2 separate regions of the Mus musculus genome follow, and region 2 is linked to region 1. Evidence: chromatin contacts called from ENCODE Hi-C data. All regions are on one chromosome and are shown on one strand. Each heading gives the region's core, a stretch centred on a gene start or an enhancer-like site at or near the end of the contact. The rest is flanking DNA. Distances are from core to core; before and after follow the strand shown.

What was found. A loop is a pair of places that touch in the nucleus more often than their neighbours do.
Region 2: a map of CH12.LX shows a loop between it and region 1 (2.6-fold over the local background). The contact joins two enhancer-like sites. A Hi-C loop is called at or near these places in 2 of 37 maps with a recorded cell type or tissue (CH12.LX and T-helper 17 cell).

The regions. Positions count from the first base shown.
Region 1 is chr10:96,211,380-96,218,116 of GRCm38, reverse strand. No RefSeq gene overlaps it. Among named protein-coding and RNA genes, the nearest start is that of 4930459C07Rik, 11 kb to the left of the region's middle. Within about 2 kb of position 4,061, at least 1 of the 3 ENCODE cell types and tissues checked has a DNase peak (open chromatin) inside an H3K27ac peak, as active enhancers do.
Region 2 is chr10:96,366,496-96,373,866 of GRCm38, reverse strand. No RefSeq gene overlaps it. Among named protein-coding and RNA genes, the nearest start is that of Gm33782, 61 kb to the right of the region's middle. Within about 2 kb of position 2,328, at least 2 of the 3 ENCODE cell types and tissues checked have a DNase peak (open chromatin) inside an H3K27ac peak, as active enhancers do.

The sequences.
Region 1 (6,737 bases), core at 2,812-5,311:
CGTGATCAGAGTTGCTGTGAGTTCATTGTGCAATAGGCCTGTTATGTCCAGTAAATACTGCCTCCCTGCCTATACAGTACCCTCAAATCATCATCTTTGTCTCCACTTCTGAGATGATCCCTAAGTCTTAGAGGTGTGTGTGTGTGTGTGTGTGTGTGTGTGTGTGTGTGTGTGTTTCAAAACAATGAATGTGAGGTATGAATAAATACTATGCATAAAAATTTCACATCAGGCAAACTGGTCTGGGATTCTAGATAAGGATGGTAGATTGTGCAGGTGTTTATAGTCTCTTCTAACCCAAAGCCCCACTAAAGTGTCATTAAAGAAAGCAGTAGCCAGCTGATGGCTCAGTGTGTAAGAGTGCTTACTGAGCAAGCATGAAGGCCTGGGGTTCAGTCCCCCCAGCACACACAAGAAGATGAGCGTGGCAGAGCATATGTGTAACCCCAGCACTGTGGGGGAAAAGAACCAAGCAGATCTTAGGGGTTTGATGGGTTGCCAGCCTGTCTGAACCAGTGAGCCTTAAGTTCAGTGAGAGAACCTGTCTCACTGAAACCAGGCAGAGAGTATTAAAGGATTGCTGACATATTCCTCTGACTTCTGTGAACTTTTAAAGAGGAACATACACACTCATACACCAACACCCTCCCCTATGCGCGCACACACACACACCAGCACCCTCCCCTGTGCACAGACACACACACACATACACAAACAGGGAGAGAGACAAGAGAATATAAATAAATACAAGTTCCTAATGTAAAAATAACAATAAAGAGTTGGTTTTTATTGATAAAAACAGGTCTACAAGTTTTCGGAAGATGGGAGACATGTCACTGATGATAGGAATTCAAGGATGGCAGATCAGAGCAAAACAAAGTGGGAAGAGAGATGTGGCGATGAGGATAAAGCACTGTTCAAAGGGCACAGCGCTCCTGATCCTGAAGTTTCAGACGGCAAAGGGTCGTGTGTAAAACACAAGCCTAGCATCAGGAGAAACCCAAGGAAACCTGAGCTTCAGGAAAGTTGTTCCTCCACTGTGGAAATGACAGCCCAGTGCACACTGCCGGCTGTGCTCCACAATAGGAACAGATAGATCCTCACACATGGGGGGTGGGGATTCCATATAAGACGTTCTGATGAGGAAAGTTTACACTGTAAACTGATTCTCACATTCAGTTGAAAATATGAACAGCATACTTTTGTAAAAATTCTAATATTGCCAGAAAGATTGACAAGTGCATTGTCTGCAGTGGGCAAGAACAGAAAGGGCTAGGCAAAGAACAAACCAAGCTTCAGAAAAAGGAATAAAAATTGTAGAATTTAATTTCTAAAAAAAAAATCCCCTAAAAGATAAAATTAAAATAGAATAAAACACCATTCTAGGGAAACTAACATGTAATTATTAGGAATTATGGGAAATTAGTACGAAAGTGGAGAGGAGGAAAGACAGGAAGGAGGGGAGGACATTGTTCATCTGAAAGATACAACGGAAATTTGTGCCTGAAAGGCTTAAGGTGTCAGACTGGCTGAGCTCACAAGTGGCTGTCCCATAAGCCATAAGAAAGGCAGAGCCTCCACACAAAAGGCAAAAATTACACAGCATTGAACTTCACACCAGCATATCAGACACTCAAGAGAAAGGGAGAATGCCTTCAAAGTTCTAAAGTTACTTTATAATTGTATCTTCCATACTGATTTATAATATTATTATTTAAGCATGGGGGTAGAACACACTTCCACGTGTTGATTTCCACACATGGGGAGAACACAGAAAAACATATCTTCCCCTCTCTCCTGCGGACTGTGTGAGCACATCCCACGGCAGCAAAAGGGACGCCAAGAAAGGGGGGTCACAGATGACAAAGGAGATCAGTGAAGCACAGGAGATGGCTACAGAGTGGTAGGGCACTCACGCTTGTCTTGAAGCAGCCGTAGAAGAAATTGGGGGGGGACAGGTAGCGGGGATTATATAATTCAGATCTCTCTCTGAATGGAAAAAGAAAAGAAAAACAAAAAGAAAAATGCGGACATGAGAAAGACAAACAGCATTTAAGAAAAAGGAAAATGAAGAAGGAGAGGTGGGTCGATGGGTAGAAGGAAAGCCGGCTACGCAAGCCTGAGGACCCGAGTTCAGGGCCCAGCACCCACCTAACCCTGGAACTAGTCAAATTAGTGAAGTCTCAGTGCCAGTGAGAGCCCTGCCTTCTTATATAAAGTAGAGAGCAATCAAAGAAGCCTCCTCACATCGACCCTAGGTCTCCACATGCATGTGCATGCATAGGCAACCCCACACATGGAAATACAAGAAAGCGCTCCTGCGCATGCGTGCGCGCGCACACACGCCACACCATAGTAAGAGACAGGAGTACAACAATAACTAACACACGATCGGTCGCCGTGAGAAGCAACCCTGACTTTCAGGGAAAATGCCATTGATAAGTTCACATACTGTAGACAAAGACGTTATCATCGTGCCCAGAGAGCACAAGGAAAACATTAGTAACCTTGATCGTGTAGAGGAAATTTACTAAACCTGGGCGGCAGAAGGCATCGGAGAACAGCAAGGCCACTCAGAGTAGACTGCTCACCATGGAAGGTCTAAGTGCTCTTCCTACAGCTGAACAGGTAACCAACAGAGATGTGACAGAAATAAGGTGAGCAGAGGGACAGAGAGGTGAGAGTCTTATCTATCGGTACATTCCAAAAGGACAATTCACAGTATTAGACAATCCCGCTTTGCTTGGCTCTAACAAACCACCTTGGGTTGTGGAATGATGAGAGATCTGTTTAGCTTACAATTTTTGAGTCTGACAATTCAACCCTGGGTAAACCTAGAGTGTTTGGCCCTTGGTGACAGTCCCCTATGTGTGCTACCCTGTGGCAGATGGTGCCGTGGGGGAGCCAGTGCAAGGAAAGAGACAACACATGGCAGAGGCAGGAAGCCAGATCATGAGAAAGGTGAGCGTTATGTTTTATAACAACCCACTCTAAGAGGAAGTCAGCGGGTTCCCATACACATGGCTTTGATCCCTTCCGTGTGAAATAATTACCTTGGTCTAATTACCCCACCTTCTCTTAAAGGTGCCTGTCTCCAGCATCACCACACTGGCGACCGAGCTTTAACAAACACACACACAACCCTGGGCAACATACTCCTGCTACAGTCAAACAGCAGCTAACATCTAAAAGTAGTAGCTTAGAGAATAGCAAGACAAGCTGATTGTTTCAGAGATGGTGGGTGGGGGGGTGGACTAAAATACAGGTTCCAAAATGAAAAGTTATACCTGAGCTGAGAGAGATACTGAGGACTGGGAAAGTCAAGTAGGTATCTGACTAACCGTGACTTTCATTGTTAAAGTATGCCATTCTCATCTACACTTTGATTAATTTTTTTTAAATAATTGCCGTAAAAATGTAAAAGTACTTACTTCACCACAAAATATATAATCCAATATTATATAAATGATGTGTATGAAACTCTTGAGAAAATATTCCACAATATATTGGAAGTTGAACGTGACTCACTTCGTTTTTGATAGGCAGCCACTGACTAATTCTAAAGTGCTCAAGTCCAGTGAGAGGAAAAGTGTCTTTCACCATACCCTTCCATCCGAAGACATCTAAGTCCATCGATTATGGTGTACAGGGAATGCCTGATTGCTTTATGATGTCATATGCTGCTACAGAAATTATTTATGATGCTCCCGGAGCAAGACGATCTACTCTGGGGCTGATACCTTGATTCAGAATTTGACACCTAAAGTGGTTTGAAGCACTTGTGATATTTAGACGTTGAGTGACCCAATGCCATTGCCTTCAAAACACACATTCAAAACATACATTTTCCACCGGGAACTAGAAGGGCATTTGCAATGAACATCCCTCCAAGCAGCCGAGAACAAAGGAAATGTTCGGCAAAATGATGTTGAAACACTACCACTCAGGCAGGCCTTCTCCCCAGTATCTTTCCAGCCGAATAGCGTGCCTGCCTGTGACTCAGATACTGTTCACATTGGAAAAACAAAGCGGAGACATCTACTTAAACGCGCAAACAGTGCCCTCTGCTGGCGGAAATGGGATGTTAGTTAAAAGAACTTCGTCTCAATGACCACAGGGAAAGAAGGGGGAGGGGAAGGAAGGGAGAATGGAGAGATAGAAGGGGAGGAGAGGAGATGGGGAAGAAGCAGAGGGAATAGGAGTGGGAGGGAGAGGGAAAGAGGGAGGGAGAGAGAAAAGTGGACTGGGGGGGGGGGGAAGGGGTAAGGAGGAGGAGGAGGAAATGATACAAACAGGAGAGAAAAAAAAATGGGTTTTAGTCCTTTTTAAGGATAAATGCTTGAAGCATCTTATCACATAGAAGATGCCAATATATTTCCTTAAATCCCAAAGTAACACGTGGCCTTGAATTAAGGAATGGTTTTACAGTGTCCATTCTTTGCCTTACTAAGTTATTTACTCATCACAAGCTCCCTCTGGGGGTGTCCCCCAGTGCTCTGACTATGCGACATAATATACACTCAGCCTTTGCAGAAGATAGTAACTCTATCAAACAAAATTGTTTCCTTAGCTCACAGACCAGGGCTCTGACAGGGTTCCAGAATGTCCCAGGCTGCTCGACATGTTTCTAAATGCTTAGGAAAATCTTAATGTTGATTTTTTGTTTGTTTGTTTGTTCTGTTTTGCTTCAACAAAAGAAGTGGTTGCTTGAAGATAGCAAAATTGGTTTCTTGAAAGAAAAGAAAATGAGTGAGGTATATCCTTCAGGGCTGGCAGGGGGGCGGGTCTGGAGATGTATGTCATACAATTCATCGTAAGTACTTAGTCAATGGAGTAGCAATTCAAATTAGTTTATATATATATATATATATATATATGCACATGTATAGGTAGTATAGTTACGATATTATCGTGTATATATATACACATACGATATATATACACACATACTATATGTGTGTGTGTGTATATACATACATACATATATATATACATACATACATATATATGAATATGAAAGCCAGTATTTCTAATATCTTACATTAAAAATCAGTTGGCTACCCAGCTTCCCATGCCACCACAGTAGTGGGGTTAGCAATGTAAAATATGTAAATATGTTCTATTTTCATAAGGCATTTGCACTGGTGTATTAATACTGTGTGCATATTTAAAGATGTTACAGAGCCCAGCTTCGTCTGACTGTAAGTCGTCACCCCACTACAGGGTCGCTTAGCTGAAGGTGACCGTTCTAAAGACAGTGACAATAGCAGAAGACTCCTGGATGTGCAATGATCAAAAATAAATTCAGCCTCAATTGTGTAACAATCCCAAGGTGCTTCAGGCTAGGCTCGCCTGTGTTACACCGCACAGCTTCTCTGTACTCTCAGCTCGGAACACACAGGAGCCTGTATGCTTATGGATGCCGTCACTCATCCCAACTATCATGCTCAACTAGTCCATTGAACCATCACGCTCAGACGCCCTGCACGCTATGGACTGCGGGGTTTTTTGCTGTTGTTGTTTTGTTTTGTTTTGTTTTTTGTTTTTTGGTTTTTTTTTTTTGTATTTTATCATATGCACAGCTTTCTGCTCTTCTAGAAATGTTAACAGCTGAATTAGGGAAAGCAAAGATGCTCCTGTCATCTGGCCCCAGCCAGGGAGTGTCACATCCATGAGTATAGATTTGGATCATGTTGTGTTTGAATGTTTGATGGTTGCTATCCAAGTCACTGCTGAGCTCCTACACAACACCATTCAATTAACTTTTGCTTGGGTTTAAGGCAGGATTTCCAGCAAGTTTTACAATGGCCTTACACATATTTCTGTACTTCGGGCTGTATATGTATGCAATATGGCCTTCTCAGCATCGATGATTAGAAAAATCAAAAGTATCAGTCAGTTCTTTAAAGCATTGAAGATCTTCCACGGCCTGCCATATTAAATATTTAGGCGAGGTTTAATTCTAGTTATATTTACTGTGGATATGCAATCCTCATGAAAGAGTCTGCAAGTCTAAACTAAGTACTTGTGAATTAATGTTCCAGCGAACCGGCAGTGTGTGAGCACATAAGGTTCTTTTCTTAATGCCTATGTGCACACAAGCCTCCCGTGCTGCCAAGTGCTTCTCACAGTCCCCTTTGTTGTCCTCTATACAGCTCCACAGTGACTTCATTGCGATTGTCCTATTTCCCCGTGGGCTCATAGGTAGCCACCCTTTCCATCTAAACCCATGGCAAAACAAAAAACATGCATCTGTCCCTTTATCTAAAAGTCTCTTTCTCTTTTACCATGAAGGCAGTGTCCATAACTCAGAATATAACAATAATTGTTGGTCGTGGTGACTGATTCTCGAATGAGGGTAGCAACTTTACCTCTTCTTGGGTGTAGCTGGACATGCTTGGTGCATACCACGTATGCTGTGAGATTTGAGCTTTAGAGGGAGGAAGTTACAGGTCGAGTCCCTAATAGCTCATCAGGGTCTGTGATACTGGCAAAGTCACAAGCCCTCTCAGAGTGTGCCTCTCTATCAAAAACAAAAACAAAAACAAAAACAAAACAACAACAACAAAAAAAAAAAAAAACAGATAAGGCCTCAAGGACCTGTACGGAGGACTAAAGAGGATACAACTTAATCCTTACACAATAGTGATGTGTCATAGGTGGTCGTTAAGTATTGTTGACATCCTGATCTACAACACCAGGCAAGTCACCATGACTTGTTAATATCCCCACCCCCT
Region 2 (7,371 bases), core at 1,079-3,578, 160 kb before region 1:
TTCAGGCTCACCACGACATACACAGGCCAGTTGCTTGAGACTAGCTCCTGTCAGAGGTCACCCTGTTTTGTAGTTATCTGAGTGCCCAATAGCTTTGCTTCGCATTCTCAAAGGCAGACATTCACAGATCAGTGGCCCTGAGGGAGGCCAAGAAGAGCATGGCATTCAAGCGACAGGAAGAGGATGCTGGGTTTTAGGTAGAGCAGTTAAGAGGAAGCGTCTCTCAGGCCCTGATAGACAAGGAGGCTTCTGCAGAAGGGGTAGGGGTGGGGCAAAGGGCAGAGAAAAGGGCCTGTGGATTCTGCTCAGTCTTTGTGATGCATCGAAAAGAAGGACTCTGGAAAGACTGAGCCTAGCGATTCTCAAATGTTCACGGAGATCTTGCAGATTCTGTTTGAGTGCTTCTGATGCCAGGCACCGAATTCTGCATTTCTAACAGTCTCTGGGGGAGGAGTGGTTACGGATATCAGAGCTTAGGCCATACTGTGAGGCACAAGGGTGTCAGAGGACTCCCCCTGTGCTAACATAGACAACACAGTGGTAGCTGCTCACTGCGCTCTCTGACCTCCTCGTAGGCATTCTCAGTTTGACACAGTCCCTTCTGGAAGAGTAAATGGACCCTCTGTGTTTCTAAAGCCTGAGCTTTCTTCCAAGCCTCTCTCTAGCCTATCCTCCTCTAGGATTCCTCTACCCCTGGAGGCCTCTGTGATTCATGGCTTTTGTGGGCTTCTGTACCCTTTCTTGTGCCTACCAAGGCATTCTCTTGATCTGTCTCCTGACTAGAACTGTAGGTGTTGAGTACGGACCATACATCTTATTCCTCTTCACTTCACAGGGCTCAGAGGGAGCTCGGGTCATTAGGAATACGCTGAGACTGCCCAGCGTACTCTAAACAACTTAGACAAGAGTGTAAGCCTCGGCTCTCTCACTCAGCAGCTGTTAAAGCCGAGACAAAGAGCTGCTCTTTGAGTTTTAGCGGTGGTGATAGGTGCGAGGAATGTTGATACCCCCACTGGATTGTTGGGAGAAACTGAGAAAATAAAGTTAGCCAAGTGTTACATCAAGTGTCTACCATAAAGTCAACACTCCATAAATTTAAACCCTCTCCCCTTGAGTCCATTTTTCCTTTGCCCTTATTAGGAGTTAATGGTATGTTCTCTTCCTGACGCCCTTTCCTTGAAAAAATACCATGTCAGATGCAACATTCTTGGGAGTTTTTCCTCTATCCCCATAGTCCACTGTAGGCTGGAAACATCTCAAGCCTGCGCTACCAAATACAATAGCTTAATAACTTGTGTCTATTGCAAAAGAGCAATGTTACCTTTCACGAGCGCACGTCTGGCTGACAGCTGCTGCAACTTGGTGCTACCTAGCATCCTGAGAGAGAGCATTGTGCCACATAATGGTAGACTGCGGACAGACCAGAATGCAAGGTATAGCTTCCTTGTATAGTTTTTTATATCATCATTACACTAAAATTAAAAACGTGGATTGATCCACAGAATATCCGAGACCATCTGTCTCCAAGAAGGATTTTGCAGAAATTGAGAGAGGGGAACTTTCTCGTGGTGTCTTATTGTAGCAAATTTTGTGCATGAGCTGTTTAAACTCAATAGAAATGTGCAGCTAAAAATTATTGTTGGGGGATGGCTATGTAGCTCTATGGAAAGAGTATATCGTCAGCATATATGAAGCACTCAGCATCCCCCACATCCCAAAATGTCCTTCTTTCTCATCTTAAAACAATACACTTCTCTCGGGATAAATTCAGCTGCTTTACTCCGTCATCCCCGTTTCCTTATTGGTATTTTTAAAAATATTTTTTATTACATATTTTCCTCAATTACATTTCCAATGCTATCCCAAAAGTCCCCCATACCCTTCCCCCCACTCCCCTATCCACCCATTCCCATTTTTTTGGCCCTGGCGTTCCCCTGTACTGGGGCATATAAAGTTTGCGTGTCCAATGGGCCTCTCTTTCCAGTGATGGCCGACTAGGCCATCTTTTGATACATATGCAGCTAGAGTCAAGAGCTTGGGTTTGATGACGTACATGTACATTGTTCTCAGGAAAACCCAGTGAATTTTTTTAAGATCTCAAATCCAATCTGCATTGTCAGCTGGCCGCGGTGATACACACCTGTGATGCCAGCACTTGGGAGGAGAAGGCAGAATAGTGAGTTCTTTAGGAGTAAACTGCTTATTGCAGCGGAGTGTCTCTCTGCAGACACGGAGCCAGGAACTGTGATCAAATGATACGCGCGACTTGAGGCGAGGCGACAGCGAGCTCTGGAAGAGCCAAATAGTCTTTCTTGCACGTTATCTCTCTTAAGGCCTCCAGTGAGTTTCTACAAAAGGAAAACATCGAGCTTTGGAGTGAAGCGAGGAAGGGCCCGGGATTAGAGGGGATTTCACACATTGTCAAGCCCTGTGGATCACCACATGTGCGTGTGGATCCGAAAGAGTCTGGGAGACTCGTGGATAAAAGGAAAAGAGCTTGTCTAGAAAGGGTTGCTGCTGGATAGACAAGGCTGATTAAACAACAGCAGCGGCGGCGGCGCGCATCACCCAGTCTCTGAAGAGCAGCAGGTGCTGGCTGACAGACAGACACCTTTCCCGCACATGCTCAAGTGAGAAGTGGAAAGAGCTCTGGGCAGGACTATTTTGGGTTCCCAGTGACCTGTGTTGCTATGACATCTGAGATTCGTGGTTAGACCGGATGCCGGATGTCGCCCAGCAGCTGATCGAGAAACCTCTGAAAGTTCACTTCTCTTCTCGGAAATCATCTGTGCATCACAGCTGAGGGAAAAGTGGTTGGGCTGCTCTGTTTTGGGGGGTTTCCCCGCCCCCAGCCCAAGTGAACTGAAGGAATTGAGGGCCTTGGTCTTATAAGCAGCCTTTAAAGTCACAGTGTTTAAATTCTGTGTGGTTTCTCTTAGTGTTCCTATAGGCGCTGCTAATTTACACGTCACCCAGCAGTTTATGTTGATCCTGTCAGCTGCTTATTAACCACCGGAGTGGCACACACTTGGTGAAGTACAAAATGTCAAAGTGAAATGAACTGGTGAAAAGCTTACCCCAAACAGAGCCGGGTGCTGGATGTCTGAGACACTGGCAGTCTGGCAGCTAAACTCGCCGGAGAACTAAGTACCGGGGGCTACAGCAGAGAGTGAATGGCTAGTCCTATTCTTTAGTCAGGAGTGCCTAGTGACTGCCTCTGACACTTTGTGATCCTGGGAAACTTTGCTTAGGTTTCTTGTGCCTAAATTTTCTTCTTCGATAATATATGGTCAATAATATAGTATATTATTCCAGCATGCCGTCCTTACTGACAAGTATCTGTCAATGGTTTGTTTGGGTTTTTTTTATGATTATTGCTGTTAGGGGTGGAGGGAGATGAGTACGTAAGGATCTAGGGAATTATTATCAAAGATCAAACTTGAGAAAAGATATCAGGGAACTTGGTAGTTAGTGCACCTAGAGTCAGGACTTCATAGTTATAAGGAAGGTGCTGGGACATAAGGAGTCGCCAGGACAGAAGAGCCATTAAGGAAGGACATCGTTGTTGTAGGCTGGAGTGCTGGTGTTTTCAGAGAGGTACCCCATTTATTTGTAAGAAAAAAAATATGAGATTTGTCGCTAAGCAACGTGCTTACTAGGTCATACCAAGGTGTTAGTGGGCTTGGCTTCTTTACTGGATTCTCGGAGGGAGAAGTTGCTTCCAGGTTCATGCGACTCACGAACCTGGTCCAAAGTCAGTTCCTGATAGCTATGTAACTGAGGCTCCTGATGCCTTGCATGCCATAAGTTAAGAGCCTTTCCCAGCTGAAATCTGCTTTGGTTCACCCCAACATCAAGTGTGTTGGGTTCCTTTTTTAATATGCCTCTCTGACTGTCCCAGAGCAAAAAGCTTCATTGCTGGGACTCCATTCAGAGTCGTGTGGAGGCCCAAGTTAACCTCAGGTGTCATGGAGACAGGGTTTCTCCTTGGCCTGAAATTCATGAATAAGGCTAGTCATGGAATCTCAGGGATTTGTCTGTCTCTGCCTCTCCAGTCCCAGGTTTATAAGCATGATCCTCCATTCCCCAACCCTTAATGCAGCTTCTAGAATATCCTTGTGTTTTCATGGCAACAACTGAGCTACCTCCCAGTCCCTGTCCTTTGCTTTAAAGGCCTCATATGATTGTGTCTCATCCGCCAGCACATTCACAACATTATATCTTAAAGTTCATAACCCTAATTATACCTGCAATGTCTCTTGCCAGCTCACATCTTCACAGGCTCCAGGGATTAGGATCTGGGGTCTTTGTGAAACATTCACAGGACTTGCCATAGTCACCCTGTGACTGACAGTCATTACCAAAAGAAGAGCGAGCTGGGTGCTGCAAGAAGAAAGCAACACCTCTCTCCTAAATCTTCACACTTTGCAACAAGAACTGACATCCAGAGCCAAGTAGAGTTTTGACTGACATGTACTGGAGTAGCGAGGTTCAAGACCGGCAAGTTTAAAAATATGATCAGATAAAAGAGAAAAATAAATACGGCTTCAATCTCCCCAAGTCAGTAAGTATGGAAACCTGAGTCTCCATCTAATTATTGACCATCCAGGTAGCCACACCACCAAAGTAAGGTTCCATAAAAGCCCATACTCTGTATTTAATGAGTATATTTGCGGTGTACAAGGTATTTGGGAACTTGTGAATTCTCAGATCCATTGCTAGATAGCTTGAACATGAAGATGGTAGTATTGGGAGGAGGGGCCTATGGGAGGTAAATAGGTTATGAGGTCCCTCTTTATGTAAGGCTGAGAGCTTGACTAAAAGGACTCACTACTCTCCTCCTTCTCTGTGGAGATGTAGGTTTCTTGCAACTAGCAGATACAGCCTGGGAAGTGAGAAGTAGACCTCATAAAAATAACTGAATCTATCAGAGTTCTCAGGCTAGAGAGATGTCTGAGCAGTTAAGAGAAAGTACTGCTCTTACAGGGGATCCAAGTTTGGTTCCCAGTACCCATGTTGGACAGATGATTAACTCTTGGGACTCTATCCCCAAGGAATTTGACAACCCCTTCTGGCCAGTTGAGGCACTGCACACACACACACACACACACACACACACACACACGCACACACACACACAAAGTTGAAAATACAAAACAAGATATTAGACTTTGCAACTTCTAGAACTGTGAGAACTAAATGTTTACTCTTTATAAATTATTCAGGCTCTGGTATTTTGTTTTATTTTGTACAGAACAATAAAGTCTCCACCTCCAGGTGTACTAACTCAGAAGGTCCATAAATCAACTTCTCTATAATGGCTGTGTTATAGCACACATATAGTCAGTATGTTTGAAGAATGAGTGACAGTACTTACTAAAGATGCCTAGTAAATCTAATCCAGAAACTCCAAACACCATCCCCTGGGGAAAATGGCAGCCATCTGTCTGAAAACTGAGTTAGTTAGTAGGGACCCACTAGATAAGGGGCTTTGGTGTTATGCTCTAAAGTATTCTAGGATAGAACTCAACACCCCTCTTTTATGTACTTGATATCTGTTTCCTCCTAAATAAACTGGCTTCAACCTAAAGGTGAAAAAAGGAGGGCAGCTGGAACCAGAAAGAAAATAAGAGACATATTCTGGAATTTTAATCAGAATGAGGTCATAGCAGGAAGCTGTTGTTTTTCTGCATTTTTTTTTTCTCTCCTTTTAAGCAGAAAAATTCCACCCAAGATGCCGAGCAGTTGATCTTCCACCTGTGTTTCTGTGTCTGATAGTTATGTGGGTCAAAGTGGGGAGAGCAGACACCTGGAAAAAGACACCTGCCTGTCCCTTGGACACACAGCACCTTTTTATTGTCAGATATTCTCACCCTGGTACCAACTGGAAAGAGATTGCACGCCATTTGGGCAGCATACCAGACAGGAGGAATTACCAAGGACCTTCCAACCACATGGCCATCCCTTCCCTTCACCTCCATTGTCTCCCAGGTCCGGATCCATCAAATGCCTTCCTTGATGTTCATGTAAGAGTTCTCCCTTCAGAGAAGTGAAGAAAAGGCTTTGAGCTCACATGGCTTCAGTTCAAGTCTTACTAGTAGTTTTGTAGGCTTGTGTTTTAAGGACCGATTTTTAAATTTTCCTGTGCCCTGGTGTATCCATATGTGAACGGAAGATGCTAGCAATTCCTACTTTTTGGAGTTCCCAGGTGTGTTCAATGAGATGATACATATCAAGAAGAGTTCTTGGCACCCATAGCTATAAATCAAGTAAACTAGCCTGTCTTCTGTCTGGCATGTGTACTGCTCTGATTTTTTTTAAATTTCTTTTCTTTTCTTTTCCTTTTAAATAAGGGCATGCTGTAGACAGAAGCCCTGGCTTGCAAACATTTCTGTATCACAGCCCTTGATATGGTTCAGGATTCCAACCTCCCACATGTGATCATGCATGGCTGTAATGGCCCCTCAGCCTTCCTCACCATGAACCTATGTTATAGTAGACATCTATAACACACATGACCATAATTCAAATAGGTATTAATGCACAGGTTCATTCTTACCCCCTGACCATTATGTCACTGAGTCTCACGTTGCAAATTTCAATGATCTTTGTCCCTTGATGTCCAGGTTGGTCCTATCCTCTGTGATGTGAAGGAATGGAAGGTATGGACAAAATGACTCAAAAGCATTTGTGCGGACAGGAGAGATGGCCTCACTGTAAAGAGTATTGGCTCCACGGGTATGAGAACCAGAATCAGATCTCATCACCATCACAAAGCCAGTCACAGACCCATGCAAGCCTGGAATCCTGGCACTGAGGCAGGGACAGGAGGAACCCTGGGACTGGGATGTGCTGGTGTGAGTCTAGCCAAAGAATGGGATTTCCCCAGGCTCTGCACAGAGGCCTTGACTGAAAGGGATAAGGCAGACAGCATTAGAAGAAGTCTCTAATGCTCTCCTCTGGCCTCTTTGTGAGCACACAGGTACATGGATATGCATACAGGTGTGCTCATACACTCCTACCCTCCACACACTTGCAAAGTTTCTCTTCTAAACATTTATAGTGTTCTCATTCTAATTCCAAAGTCCATTACCTGCAGATGAAGAATTTAATAATCAGATGCGTTAGATGTACTTTCCAAGTTCTCACTCCAGCCAACACTAGAATGGGGTTTAATTACGGCCTCATACTCCAGAGTTAATGCTGGTTTCAGTACATCGCAGCACAAGTGTCTGAACAAACATGCATTCACATGATTCAAGTCTCTATCAAATATGTTTTCTATTAAATATTTGAAGTGTATCTTGTCTATCTGGAATCTTCTATTGTTTGGGGATAGCGTTAGGGCTATCTGTTTTCATCCAATTTGTT